Linked DNA regions of Homo sapiens: regions 1 and 3 are each linked to region 2. Evidence: chromatin loops called from intact Hi-C (ENCODE). Cell type or tissue: chondrocyte. All regions are shown on one strand. Each heading gives the region's core, and the rest is flanking DNA. Links, peaks and the distances in the headings are about the cores only. Region 1 has its middle 60 kb from the start of ADAMTS7. Region 2 overlaps CHRNB4 (cholinergic receptor nicotinic beta 4 subunit). Region 3 has its middle 73 kb from the start of ADAMTS7.

Evidence for each region. A loop is a pair of places that touch in the nucleus more often than their neighbours do. Peaks named below come from ENCODE experiments on the same cell type or tissue, not always from the same donor. Only the 100,000 strongest peaks of a DNase experiment are listed, where the experiment ranks them.
Region 1: it touches region 2 in a loop (7-fold over the local background); 11 of 110 quality-filtered maps call a loop at or near these places.
Region 3: it touches region 2 in a loop (2.3-fold over the local background); 2 of 110 quality-filtered maps call a loop at or near these places.

What each region holds. Positions count from the first base shown.
Region 1 is chr15:78,749,008-78,754,243 of GRCh38, reverse strand. It overlaps the pseudogene LOC646938. Among named protein-coding and RNA genes, the nearest start is that of ADAMTS7, 60 kb to the left of the region's middle. In chondrocyte, for the core only: CTCF peaks have their summits at 2,787 and 2,992 (motif pointing right); DNase peaks (open chromatin) are centred at 2,433, 3,043 and 4,283.
Region 2 is chr15:78,637,011-78,641,010 of GRCh38, reverse strand. All of the region lies in intron 1 of CHRNB4 (cholinergic receptor nicotinic beta 4 subunit), which reads left to right. Among named protein-coding and RNA genes, the nearest start is that of CHRNB4, 2.2 kb to the left of the region's middle. RefSeq lists an enhancer at 2,821-3,322. In chondrocyte, for the core only: CTCF peaks have their summits at 1,893 and 2,103 (motif pointing left); no DNase peak of the experiment used is centred there.
Region 3 is chr15:78,736,029-78,741,264 of GRCh38, reverse strand. It overlaps the pseudogene DNM1P37. Among named protein-coding and RNA genes, the nearest start is that of ADAMTS7, 73 kb to the left of the region's middle. RefSeq lists enhancers at 1-826, 827-1,806. In chondrocyte, for the core only: a CTCF peak has its summit at 2,964 (motif pointing right); no DNase peak of the experiment used is centred there.

The DNA.
Region 1 (5,236 bases), core at 610-4,609, 110 kb before region 2:
CACTGCCCTGCAAAGCACCCCCGAAAACATTCCTCCATCCCCTCAACCAAGGCCAGCCCAGGCGTGGGCCTGCTTTGCAATATGACGGTCCACTGTTTACTTGGAATCCCATCCCATCGTACTTGGTGAATGATTTCCACGAGTCAAGAAGGGCATTCCACAGAATCTCATGGAGCCATGTCAGGCATGGGGCAAGCTGGGGACAGAGCAGCCCAGTGATCTGCAAACACAGGCTGGCCATGAGAAGTGAGGGTGGGTGTCTGGGCAGCCAGGCCCTCCCCATGCAGGCTGGGAGCCACTGTTGGAAGAGTTGTGTGTGGAAGAGCACAGGCTATTCTAGAAATGGGGCATGGCTGGCAGCTTAAAGCCACCAGTGGGAGGTTCACGGGCTTTCTACAGTGGCCATTTCTGAACAAAGGATGTGCCTGCTTTTCTAAGGCAGCCCCTTTTCATACCGACCTTATGCCTGAGGCAGCAACCCTCTGGCCTACAGGTGCCTGAAGCATAGTGGGCATCCTTCATAGCACTGCCATTCAAAACCACACACCACTGCCCACTATGTACAGGAGAGAGAATATGGGGAGATGCCCAGCAAAGCAAGGTTTCAGAGGGTCAGAGCACCGACAGGCTGACGGAGGCTGGAAACAGGCTCTTGCAAATAGCCACTGGTAAGCCCGAGGATCCACCAATCAGGCAGAAAGCGTGACTGAGATATGTATAACCAAAAGTATGGCACGGAAATGGCTGTAAACAGATTAGACCTCCCACCCCTGCCCCCCGCACAGTGGGAAATGAGGAAGGGCAGCCTGGCTTGGGACATCTGCCCAGCAGATCCCCAGAGGCCACACACGTTACATTCTGGCTTTTAAGTGCACTTTCACCCTTTGGGCACACTTTGGTTGTGAAGGCAGGAAGAGCAGCGTCCCGGAGCCCACTCAGGTATCCTCCTCCTCGTCACTGACCAGCTCACCCTTGTCAGGGCTGGTGTCCCGCTCATGCAGGAAGTCCTCACGGATGGCCTCCAGCTCGGTCAGCTCCAGCCGGACTTTCTCCAAGTGGTAGGCACGTCGGTTCCGGATCTGGCGTACGGGGAAAGGGTTCAGGTCCCCAAAGGAGATACTGATCAGCTTCCTGGCAGGACGCAGGGGAGAGACAAGAGAATCAGCGGCGCTCCAGAGAGTGCTCACACACAGCCCTCACAGGCACAGCAGGTGGCCTGGGGCAGGGTGGGAAGAGCACTGGCCAGGCTGGGGGCCTGATGCAGGGGACGAGGCCCACCTTCTGCAGAGAGGTGACAAGGAACAAAGGCCCAGCAAGAGGCAGGTTCAGAATGATGGCCTGCACTCCAGCTCTGCCACATGCTTGCTGTGTGACTGAAGTCACTGCCTTTTGTGGCCTCTGATTCCTCATCTGCACACTGGGGTAACAGTAGTGCCACCTCCTAGGGTGTGGGATTACTCGTGTTCCCACACATAAGCGCTGAGAAGAGCTCCTGGCACTTGCATGGTGATGGTGGGTATGTCTGCATCCTTGGGCAGGCACGAGGCCTGGCACCGGGCACGAGTCCAGGACGTCTGTGTCCCAGGATTCATTGACTGGGAATGAACACAGGCCCAGGCAGTCCTGGTGATGACTGTCAGACCTAGTCGGCAATGTGACAAGTGTCCAGATGCAGTCTACAGAGAAATGTGCAGCTCGTGGGTTTCACATCCCCAGGTCAGGGCTCCAATTTTCAATAAAATGTTAAGGTTATGATCCACTTGCTCCTAACCACTGGTCAGTGGCTTAATAAAAACAAAACCAAAAGCTGTCCTGAGGCCTGGCTATGGATTTGTAGCACTAATGGGTCAGTCACACTGGTCTCTGGGGATCACAAAATAGGCCAGTTCCTCCAACACTGGGGCCACCATCTTCCCCTCTCTGGATTCTGCCAGGCCCCAGATGCTTTGTATCCACCAACATGGGCTCATGCGCTTCCCTGTCAACCAAAGGCCCAACAGACTCACCAGCCCCAGGAAAAGCTGTGATGAAACAGAAATGCCCCGAAGGACTTCCTGCCTGTCCCCATCAGAGCAGGCCATTTGCTCCTGCTGCTGTCGGCTGCGTGGGCTCCTTTTAACACAGGCACACACGAGGGTGCAACCTTTTATGTTTCAAAACACCCACTACTACCTGGACATGCTTAACTCTCATCCAGAGGCTTAAGGTCAGAAAGGCCAGCTTTATTTAAATTCCGAATTCACCAGTGTGTGTTCTGGAACATGGGAGCACCAGAGAACAGAGAACGCCCAAGCACAGGGGTCCCCGCGTGTGGATTTCTCAGGTTCCGCCTCCTGCCTGGCTCTGCAGACCGGGCTGCCAGCCCCAGCAGGTGGGAGGAGGCTCCGTGTGAACGGGGCACAGGGTCCCCACCACCAGTCCTTTCTCCCCAACAGCTGTCAGCCCACAGCCCCCACAAACCCCAAACCTACGGCGCCCAACACTCCTGTGCTGCAGAACACGAGCCCGAAGTATAATTCTTCATTTGCTCCTCAGTCAGGAGCTGACAGAGACCCCTCGGCCCAGGCTGGCACCCGGGAAGCCAGACCCCACCTCTGCCTCAGGCCTGGAAGGTTCCTCTGGGAGATGAGAAGGTGTCCCATGGTCAGCTAAATTTGGGAGACGATGCTCAGCGCCTTAAAAGGCTCCTAGAAGTCCTGCTGCAGAACGTGGTTCAATCCTGTGTAACTCCCGTCTCCTGAATGCAGCTGACCACACAACTCCCTCCCTGTGTTTCTGAAGGCCAATCGCTGTGCTGCAGGACTGGCCTCCTTGCAACCACTAGTCTGGGAAGCTCATTAAAACACTGAGGCTCCAGCCCAGAGGCGGGTTATGGGCCCCTGCAGTCTTGATAACAGCGGGGAGCCTGCCACCGCCTTGGCACTCTTTAAAGCACCTGTTGGTGTGGCGACCCCGCTTTCTAAAGCAAGCTGCAGGGGAGACCGTACCGCGAGCCGCTCACAAGGAGGCGCTGCAGGACCATGCAAGGCCCAGCAGTGTGGGAGGGGCCAGGTCGGCCTGCGGTGCCAGGGAAGGGGCGGGCACTCGCCAGAGCCACGCCCACTCGCCTCGGCTCCTCCTGGCAGCGCCTGGGACCCAGTACAGAACTGAGGGCAGCGGCGCTCCCAACACTGCCCTAGCTGTCGGCATGGGTGAGCTCACTCCCTGTCACTCTCGGCAATCCTGACCCAACACGAGATGAACAGAAACCCCCCAGGCTCACCCCAGGACTCAGAATCAAATTTCCCCCGCAAATATGATTCCCATATCCCTCCTCATTTGGCAGAAATCAGGGCACTCTTGTTGGTGCTATTAGTAAGCCTGAAACTATTACAAACACACTCCCCAGTAAAAGACTAAAAATAGCGATGACCTCCAGGAAGCCTGGCATGGCCTCAGCCAGCACCTCAGCTCCCATTGTCCAAATCGGCTCTCAGGGTCAGAGCAGCCAACAGCTGCGGTCCAGGGGATATACGGATGAGGGTGGCCCAGAACAGGCAATGACCGTGTGGCCAGGGAGGGTTCCTGAATACTTGGCTGCCCAGGCCAGAAACACAGGGCTCTTCCAAGTCAAGGATCACTTGAGCCCGGGAGTTTGAGACAAACCTGGGCAACATAGTGAGACCTGGTCTCTACACAAAAATTTAAAAAATAGCTGGGCTTGGTGGTGGCACGTGCCTGTAGTCCTAGCTACTCAACAGGCTGATGTTGGAGCATCACTTTGAGCCCAGGAGGTTGAGGCTGCAGTGAGTGGTGATCTCATCCACGGTACCCCAGCCTGGTGACAGAACGACATCCTACCTCCAAAAAAAATTTTTTTAAACTGAGTAGACAGGTGTCCTGGTGGCATGACAGGTCCTGGGTCCCCTTCCAGATCTGTGACCTTGGACAGGTGGCTTTTCCTCTGGACTTCAGTGTCCCCATCTGAGTGAGAAAAGGCAGTGGGGACGCAGATCTTCAAGTTGAAGCAGTGTAGAAGCCGCATCTGAAAAGCCATACTTGGGGCTCCAAGTCCAGCACACAGTCCTAGCAGGGCCCAGCGGGGTGGCCAGGGTGGCACAGGTATCAGGTCCCAACCTCCTTCCCTCTTTGCCCACTCTCAGACCAAGGAATTCATCTTCTCAGAGCTGCTGTCCAACCTGTACTCGCATGGGGACCAGAACACGCTGATGGAGGAGTTGGCAGAGAAGGCACAGTGGGGCGGCGAGATGCTGCGCAAGCGCCACGTGCTGACGGAGGCACCCAGCAACATCGGTGAACATCAACACGACCACTGTCAGCACGCCCACGGGGGCCCGTGGATGACTCCTGGCTGCAGGTGCAGAGCATCCCAGCTGGACGCAGGTACCAGGGCCAGCCCCCACGGTCCCAAAGTCCCCCAGGCTCCATGGCTGAGCCTGGGGGCTCTTGAAACAGGCTCCGTGCCCAAGCTGGCAGATGTGGGTAATCATGCCTGTAATCCTAGCACTTTGGGAGGCTGAGGCAGGCAGATCACTTGAGGTCAGGAGTTGGAGACCAGCCTGGCCAACATGGCAAAACCTGTCTCTACAAAAAAAAAAAAAAAATGAATTGGGCGTGGTGGCGGGTGCCTGTAATCCCAGCTACTCAGGAGGCTGAGGCATGAGAATCGCTTGAACCTGGGAGATGGAGGCTGCAGTCAGCCGAGATTGCACCGCTGCATTTCAGTCAGCTTGAGCAACAGGGTGAGACTCCGTCTCAAAAAAAAAAAAAAGGTAAGAATGGTTCAACTTTTACTTCATCCTATCAATAGGTTAAAGAAGAGTAAAATGGACAGATTTGGAAAACCATTTTTTATTTAAAAAGAGAAAATTAGGAACAGATGAAAACTGTCTTAAGAGTATTTGAGAAACAAAACAGCAAATTTAACATCAGACAAAATATCTAAATTGAGAAATAAAGTTAAAAGGTGGATGGTGTGCCCTTTTAATGTCATACTGGAGCATTGTTTCATAGATACTTGTTTTACTATTAAAGATTGATTATTTAGAGCCGTGGTCCTCACACATTAGAGTGCATCATCATGCCCTGCAGGGCTTGTGAAACCGGCTGCTGGGCCTCACACCAGAGTTTCTAACTCAGTAGGACTGAGGTGGGGCCTAAGCATTGCATGTCTATGTTCCCAGGTGACGCTGATGCTTCCAATTTGAGACCATGCTTTGAAAAGCACTAGTGCAGG
Region 2 (4,000 bases), core at 1-4,000:
GTGGGAGGGAAGGGAGGGTGCCCTGCGCCCGGGGGAGTGGCCCGAGATTGTCCCGGCCAGATGGGGGCGTGGGCAGGGCTGAGCCCACTCGCTGAGGCAGCGGGGGCGGGCCTGCGTGGGTGGGTCTGCCAGGTTTGGAGTGGGGGCCGCCTCTTCTCGGAGCCGCTGCCAGGGCCAGGGCCACCCTCCAGGGCGAGTGTCTGTGGGCTGGGCAGTGGGCTGGATGACACCGGCTTTGCAGGCACCGCGGGTCATCCCCAGCAGTCTGGGAGGCTGGGAGTATACCGACTCCCGCTCCCAACAGGGCCGAGGCTCCTTCCTTGCCTAAGAGGTGACTTTCTTGAAGCGTGGGTGCAGAGGAGCCGGCCACCTGGGCGGTGTAGGCGCTTGGGAGCGAATCTGCTGCTCAGCCTTAGAGAGAAGTCCCCTCCCACACAGCGGTGGTAGAGATGGGGACACTGGGCCGAGAAGGAAGGGGGCTTGCCCAAATCAGCAGCCCTGGAATGTTTTGTGCTTTGGGGGTGGATCTCCCAGCAAACACATTTTATGGCACCGCTGCCTCTGGTCACCCACCCGAGGTGTGCCGGGCCTGGACAGCCAGCTTGACTGAGGGCCAGGCTGGTGAAGTTGGGCCTGCCACTCAGGAAGGAGACCCAGCCCTTCTCCAGGTAGAATGCAAATGTGAGGACTGCCTTCTCAGGGCCTCAGTTTCCCCACCTGAATTCCAAGGGCCCTTCTAGCTCCTACAGTCACCCAGGCTTTTCCTCCAAGCCCCAGTCAGCCTAGAGGACCAGGGCTACCTCTTCCTTGGATAGAGACCCACCATAGGGGAGGCAGGAGGTAGGAGTCAGGGAATATATAAGGAGCTAATAATCTGAGAGGAAGCCATAGCTGGAATTCTAAACTGTGAGTGTGTGTCCAGTTTGGGAAAGCATATCCAATCTAAAAATTTACATTGAAAAAATGGAAAGATATACCCATCATTTTGGAATACAAACTACAGAAAGTAGTTTGTACTACTCCTATAAAGAGGTGGAGCTCTCATCAAAGATGGTGTCTGCAGGCAGTCTGTGTATCGTGGCTCTTCTACTAGCTGGGTGACCCTGTGCCATTTCTTTCACCATCCTGGACCTCAGGTTCCCCATCTGTTCTATGGAGAGAATGTGCCCTGCCTACATATTTGGAGACTTGGATGTGTGTGGGGGCCAGTGGCAGTGTTTCTTAGGTGTGGTCCTGGGGCAGCCTGTATCACCCTGTACAGATTTCTGGGTCCCACCCTAGGCTTACAGGATCAGAATCTCTGGGAATAAAGCCTAGGAATCCAGGTGATTAATACACATGATTGAAGAAGCACTAATAGTATGTAATAAGCTCTTTATAAAAGATAAATTCTCTACATAAAGAAAAATCATAGGCCAGGCGCGGTGGCTCACACTTGTAATCCCAGCACTTTGGGAGGCAGAGGCGGGCGGATCACGAGGTCAGGAGATCGAGACCATCCTGGCTGATGTGGTGAAACCCCGTCTCTACTAAAAATACAAAAAATTAACCGGGCGTGGTAGCAGGCGCCTGTAGTCCCAGCTACTCGGGAGGCTGAGGTAGGAGAATGGCATGAACCCGGGAGGTGGAGGTTGCAGCAGTGAGCTGAGATCATGCCACTGCACTCCAGCCTGGGCGACAGATCAAGACTCCGTCTCAGAAAAAAGAAAATCATAGCTGCCTTTTAATATAAATATCATGTTCCCTTCCTCAGTTAAGGACATACACCCCAGTTGAAAAATCACTCTGCCTTTCCAGATGCAGAATCTAATCTTTCCAATAAGATTCTGTTAACTGTTACTTTCTGTAGTTTGTATTCCAAAACAATAGGTATATCTTTCCATTTTTTCAATACAAATTTTTAGATTGGATATACCTTTCCAAACTGGACACACACTCACACAGTTTAGAATTCCAGCTATGGCTTCCTCTCAGATTATTAGCCCCTTTCTGGCAGGGAACAATTCTTCCCAAGAAGGCCTGGAAGACAAAACCCTGGGCAGAGGCTGGTGGGGCCCACTCCTCATCAGAATCATTGAATCATGACTGACCCCTAGTGGCGGCTTCTCTGTTTAACTGTCAGCCCATGGGCTGGGATGTGACCCCTGACCGTGCTGCAGAAGCTTCCACCCATCCTGGGCCACCCCTGCCACCTGGGGGTGAAAGGCCTGTTCCTTGTCCTTTGAGCCCAGCAGGCCTCACAGACATTCAGTAGATTGGAAAGTCTAAGCATGTGCTGGGCTGGGCTGGGCTCCGTCGCCCCTTTTTGGGGGGCAAGTGGGGTGCATTCCAGTCCCCAGTATCCCTGCTGTTTATTCCCACCCTTCAGTGCACCACCCCCCCGGCCCCCCGGCCATACACTCACAAGTACAAACACAGGCGCAGTCATGGGCACACACTGCCCGGGACAGCACCATTTCCAGGCTCTGTGGGGCAGTCTCCTTACAGGGAAGCTAATGAGGCACTGAAGAAGGCTCAGGGGTCAGGGAAGACCTCTGTCGGAAAGAGGCTCCTATACCTGGTTCCTCCTCTGACTTGCTGGGGGCACTTGAGAAAGTTTCTTCCCTCTTTGGTCTCAGTTTCCCCAGCTGAGAAATAGGGGGTTGGGCTAAATGGTCTAAAGTTCTGGGAACCTCTAACTCAAGCCCACAGCTGGTGGTCAAGATGGGGGAGTCCCTCCGGGTCAGCTGAATGCCTGAGAGGCAGGACAGGCCCAAAGGTGAGCCACCCGGGCACATCAGGTGGGCTCGGAGCTGGAGCATGAGCCCCACAGCCTGCAGAGCAGCCCTGCGCTTGGGAGCCCTGTCAGACCAGCCTAGTGGGACTTCAGAGATGTGGGATCCAGCCTCCCCTAGTATTGCAGGGCTGGGGGATGGGAGCTGCAGATTCTGACCCCAGAGCTGCCTCAGACATGCCAGATGGGCTTGGGCAAGACACACCCCTCTCTATGAAATAAGTCAGTCCAAACAAACATGCTAAAGAAGGGCTGTGGGAGGGACCCAGCTCTAGCCTGGGGCTACAGACTGGCTTCCAGGGTACTCAAGCAGCTGGCCTCTGGGAAAGGGGTCCTGGATATAAGAAGCAGGGCTCAGAATCTAGGCCAAGCATCCATAGGACCCCCCTCTGGAGAGCCCAGGGCAGCCTGGGGGAGGGGCAGCAGGCAGCAGGTGCACTAGGAGCATCTTTCACAAGGCACTAAATATTGCATCTGTTCCAGATAGGCAGCGAGTTGGAAAGTGGATGAAGTCGGCAGGGTGGCGGCTGCTCCCCACAACCAGGAGTCCAGCCCAGCACCCACCCCTAAGTCCACCTCAGGCCTGCCTAATTGGGTTGGTCTGTGCTCTGGGCCTTCTGGCCCTACCCACAGAGGAAGGGGTTTGGTGCAACTAGGTGAACTGGCCCTTGCAGGAAGATGTAATCGACTCCTGAGCCTGGCGAGCCAGGCAGCCCCTCACCAGCATGCCCGCCCCCACCTCTCCGGCCCCTCTTATTCCCTGATCCTCCCACCTGCTTCCCTGCCCCGGCACTGTTTCTTCTGCTCATTCTCATCTCTTTTCCTCCTCCCAGGCTTGCCTCCTCAGATGTCCTTGAGTCTCCTCTGAGTCTCCCTTTTTCCAAGCTGCCCCCTCTATGCTTTACACATTCTCCCTGAAGACACTAGAGTACACAAGCCCAAGTCCCTGAACCTCACCTTTACTCCCAGACAGGTGAGGGAGATGACATAAAGACCCAAATGCCACTTGGCAAGGGATCGGGGGTATGCAGAGGGGCAGATTTGAGGCTATGGAAGGTCAGGGGGGCTCCCTGCATGAGGCGGTATTTAGGCTGGGTCTTGAATATGGCTCTGAGCTAAGACCTCTCCTCGAAGCTCCAGATGAGGAGCCAGCTGCCAGCTGGACCCCTCCATTTGGTGTCTCAGAGGGACCTTACACTCTGTAGGTCTAAGTCTGAACCCGGAAAA
Region 3 (5,236 bases), core at 744-4,743, 100 kb before region 2:
GACCTTCAAAGTCCGAAGAGTTTGACTTTTGGGGCTCAATGCTGCAGGCCATAGGGAGCCATGGAAGGCTCTCAGGTGGGTCAGACTCTCTGACCTGAGGTAAATAAATGACAGCTGAACATTAGCGAGCAAGCCCTGTCTCCATGAGCAGCACCGGTGGTCCTCTGAGCATGCCAGGCATGAGTGTGCAGGGAGCTGGTGCAAATACCTCTGTGTTTGGGTGAGCTTCTGTGTTGTGACTCTGCTCACATGTGTGCTTCAGTGTGCCAAGTGGCTGCACACCCCAGATCTGTGCTGCACGTGCCAGCCAGTGAGGGTGCTGGGTACCAGGATGTGGCGGGGAAGGAGGCGTATGCGTGTTGTGGACATGTGTGTTAGCGTGTGCATGCCGGCTGTGCATGCTGTGGGGCCTCATAGCATGTGTGTGCACACCCCGGCATGTGCGTGTGTGTGTGTCCCCCAACCCCAGGCCTGCCCCACCCATGCGTGTGACCTGTCATGTTGATCTGATGCTTTCAGAATCACTATCAGTGGTCCCTGAGGAGCATCAGCCATGGTAGGTACATGCCTCACCGCCTGCTCCATGAACGGTGTTCCTGCCCCGCTGCACCGGCTCCACACGGGGGCGCACCTGGGACCTCAGATCCAGGCTCCCTGCCCCTCCCTTCTGGAGCTGCAGATTTGCTCTTTCCTCTTTCTGTCCTCGTGCTGCTGGCTCTCTCACCTCCCTTCCCTGCAAGCCATGGGACTCAGCGCCACTGCCCAAGGCCTCCATGGCTGAGCCTGGGGGCTGTTGGAACAGTCTCCATGCCCAAGCTGGCAGACATGGGTGCTCTCTGTAGTCATCAGAGAGGGCAGAGAGCTCATGATTTATGGTGTAGGGGCTGGGAGCTTGGACGGGGTTGTGTGTGCGGCTGGACTCTGAGGCAGCTAGAGGTCTAGGAACGTCATCCTGGGCACGCTGTACCTGTCGTGCAGTCTGAGTCATGCTGCCAGGTCAGGGTATCCAGATCCCAGCCTGGGAGTGTCAAGAGTCAAACCCACTGCAGAGGAGGGGTGATAGTCAGGGTCCCACCTCCTCTATCTGTTGGCAATCCCTGGTGATCTAGGATAAAACCTTAAGAGTCCCATACACACGGTCATCCCACAACACACTTCACAGGCCAGGCAGGGACACACAGCCCCCTTCCCTCCCTGCCAGGTACCACCGCAGCTGCTAGCGTGTGACTGAAGGCAGGGTCCCTGGCCCCCACTGAAGCACTATCGCCGACCAGCAGGCTCACGCACCTTGGCCTGTTGCTCCTAGGGGTCGCCTGTGCTATTCAGCCAAGGGGACCACAGTGCCTGCTGGCCCAGCTGAGCTCCGCCTAGCGAGCCCACCTGCCTCTCCTGCCATGGACTCTCCCTCTTCTGCTTTTCCCAGCAGGAAGGACCCAGCCTCAGCTATGAAACTTGCAGCCCCCCTCACCCCGCAACCAGCTGAGGCTCCCCTCTTAGACTTATAAGTCTATGGCCAGTGGCATCCGGCTACCTGCCCTCCCTGCCTTCCCCAGGGTCCCTTCAGAGGACCCTGGACTTTCTCACCACCAGAGGGGCCTCTGGTACTCACTCCAGCCATCCATCCCTTATAGCTTCACCATTTTGGTTCAAGCAGTGTTCCTTATCAGGCCAGGTGGCTGTTGGGTGGGGCTCCCCAAGCAAGAGGTGGCCCTGGGCCAGTGGGTTGGAAGGCAGGGTGACCAGAGAAGAGAGAAGCCCAAAGCGGCTGAGCATTGGTCTGAAGTGTGGGTGCACTGCCTGGGTGCCATGGGAGAGGCCAGTGTGTGTGAGCTGGGGAGGGCTGCCGCAGCCCCCAGGCACTACCTGTGAAGCTCTGGCTTCTCCCTCCATCTTCCTCCCCTTTCCCTTCCAGCCCCTCTTTTCCAGGAACCTTTGCTACACCCGCACCTGCGCGCTCCCCTCCCCGGCCCTCCCACAGCTGCTGCGACATGCCCGTGCTCTGCGCTTGCATCACCAGCTCTCTGCTTGCTATTCTCTCTCCTATTTTCTCTCTGCTTTTCTCCAACTGCCAACTGATTGGGTTAGGCAAGTCCATCCCATCCTGAGAGCTCCAGCCCCACTCCAACCTCTAAACAGATCCTCCTCTTCTCAGAGACCTCCCTTTCCAAGCCTGCCTGGGCGGGTGTCCTGTGACTTGACAGTGGCTCCCCAGCCCCAAAGCCAGCCCCCTTCATCTGTGACTTAGTCTGTTGTAGTGGTGAGCTGACACATCCAGGTGTGACCATTGCTGAAAACTTGTGGCCCCTCTGTGGTATGCCCCTGCCTTGTTCTATAAATAGCTATAAATACTCATATATATATAAATATAAATATATATATAAATATACATATATATAAATATATATATAAATATACATATATATATATATATATACACACACACACACCTACATATGGCCGACCACCTCGCCTCTAGCACTGGGAATCAGTCACCGTGCTGTCCTTGTGGAGTCTTGTGGCCCAACAAAAGGAAGGTCTCCCCTGACACTGCCCCTCCAAAGTGTGCCACCTCCAGTGAGCCTGCCTGTCATGCCCAGCCTGTGGACAGCCAGCCCCCGCCATCCGTCCCACCCCCCCACCGTCCCACCCCCCGCCATCCCTCCCACCCCCCACCAAGCATGGGGGTGCTGTGCAGGCAGCTGTGTGGCCTGACAGTCTCTACCAGCCCTGGTGTCCCTTGGCTGAGAATCAAACCCATTTCTGGATGATGGGGAATGTGTCCTCTGCTGGCTGTGTTCTCTGTGGAGCTGAGGGGAGGGAAAAAGCCAAGCCATTTCTAGGGTGCTGTTGGGAGCGGTGAAAAGGCCACACCCTTTCCAAGGGACACTTCCTGGAAAGCCCCTGGAGCTTAGCTGGCTCTTATCCTGTGAAGCTGGCTCTGGCCACTAGGGGGCAGGACCATGAACTCAGCCTGGAGGAGCCTGCGGGGCAGCTGACACTCTAGAGGGCCAGACAGAACAGGCCACCCTGTGCAGACAGGAGAGGGAGGCAAGGGGACGGAACCGAAGACGACTGGGGTGAATGGAAGTCAGTGGCCTTGGGTGCTCGTATCTGCCTTCCCGGCCACCGCTAGATCAGGCTTCTGAGCCTGTTGGCTGTCAGGGCCGGACTGTGCCCCATAGGCGCCATAGCAATCCCCATGCAATCTACCAGGTGTCACCAGGCAGCATACAGGTAACAGGCCTGGAAGGTCCCCAACAGCCCAGCTGGACATGCTCACTCTGGGGCTCTTCATTCAGTGGCGCAAACTCCAGGACCCAGTGAGGGAAATGGGAACCCACCAGGCTGAGCAGTATGGCTAAATCCATTTATTCCAAAATGGAAAGCAAAATAAACAGGAGTCACATCACCAAGGCAGCCAGGACCCCATCCCCTCCTCCTTCCTCTGTCCTATGCTATCAATAAATAAGTTTCCCAGCCGTAAATAATGATTAGAACCTCCTCCTCATATGCCAGCTCCAGCCTCTGGTAGGTATGATACAAGGGGTGGCCCTACCCCCCGGAATATACAAAATGTTACACAGATACTATGTGTACACTGGGGAAGGGGGGCCACCCCAGCAGCCCGAGCCCTCACCTGCTCTACAGTTAGCCCCACTGTCCCGCCTCAGCTGCCTCTCTGAATAAGATGGGAGCCCCCTGAGGGAAAAGTTGCTTTGGTGAGAGTAGGGGAGGCCATCAGGCCTCCTCCAAACAAACCAACTCCGCCAGCCTCTGGCTCTTAAATAACAATCATCATCATCCAGAAATTTAAGGACTCAGCCCTGGTCAGGTGCCAAAGGGTCTGTTTATCTCCCCCCATTAGGCAGGGATCTTGTCTTGCCACCCTAATGGTAAAGGGGTGACTGGGAAGGGGTGGTTGGTCCATGGCGGGGGCGAAGTCTCCAGTCCCACTTCTCCAGGCTTGTGCCGACAGAGACCTGCTTTTATTTTTATCCCATGACTTAAAAAAAAATCCCGTAACTTCCTTTTCATAACTTTTTAAAATACTTTTCATAAAACATTTTTCTACTTTTTTTCACAACTTCTTTTGCCACAACTTTTCCACAGCATTTTTTATCCCATAACTTTTTCATCCCACAACTTTTTAAAATTCCCGTAACTTCTTTTTAGTTTGTTCCTTTAATAAACACACTTGCATAGTTACATTACAATTTCATAAAAATAAAAACTGATTATCTCATGCCAACTGTCCCCAGCATTTTCACAGTCTCAATACTCTTAATACTATAGTTTTCAAGACACATAAAATTTTAAGGCAAAAACAGCACTTTGCAACAATTTAATAATTTATTACATTACAGTAGCATCACAGTAGCAGTGAATAATCCCACTTTAGGCAGTTTCCGTATTTCCATTATACATTCTGTTTACAGGAATTCATCAATTGGTAAAAGTCATTCTAAGAAAACTTGGCAAATAAAGGTTTGGACTTGAATTGGCATCTCTTTCTCTACTTTTCCTTCCTCCAGTTTCTTTGTTTTAAACTACTGTATTCATATTTTAAAATGTTATAATCTCAGCCACCGCTTTGCCCCAAGCTTCCTGCTGCTGCAGCTGGTCCACGAGCTGGGTCTGCAGCAGTAACTGCCTGTGCAGCGCCTCCTTCTCAGAGGTCAGCTGCTGATAGGTGGCCACGTACTGCTGCAGGTGACCCAGGTACTAGTCTCACTGCTGCTGCAGACTCTGAGACTCTTGGCTCTTCATCTCCACCTGCAGGAAGACCCTGGGCATGAGGGCACATGGTGGCTGGCTTCCAGGTTCTGGGCCCATTAATAGGGTAGCTAGGGCACTGTGGGGCTCTGTCACCTGCCCAGGACCCTGCTCCCTTGCTCCAGGCCTAAGAGGCTTCCTCCCTTGCCTAGAACCCCATACCTCCTTCCCCAGCCTCAGATCTCATGTCCTTCTTCCCACCATTTAAACTGTAGGCCACAGACTGGTGGAAAAGCAGAGGGAGCCAACCACCATCTGCTAAGTGTGCTACATGCCTAATGCTTTCCAGGTATTCTCTCATTCAATCCTCAGCACCTCTGCAAGGAAAATGCTAACTTCCTTTTGAAGTTACAGAAACAGAGACTAAGAGATGAACAGTAGTTGAATGGTGACCAGTGGAACCGAGGTCGGAATCCAGTTTGAATCTAAGGAGGCTTTTTTGTTTTGTTTTGTTTTGTTTTGA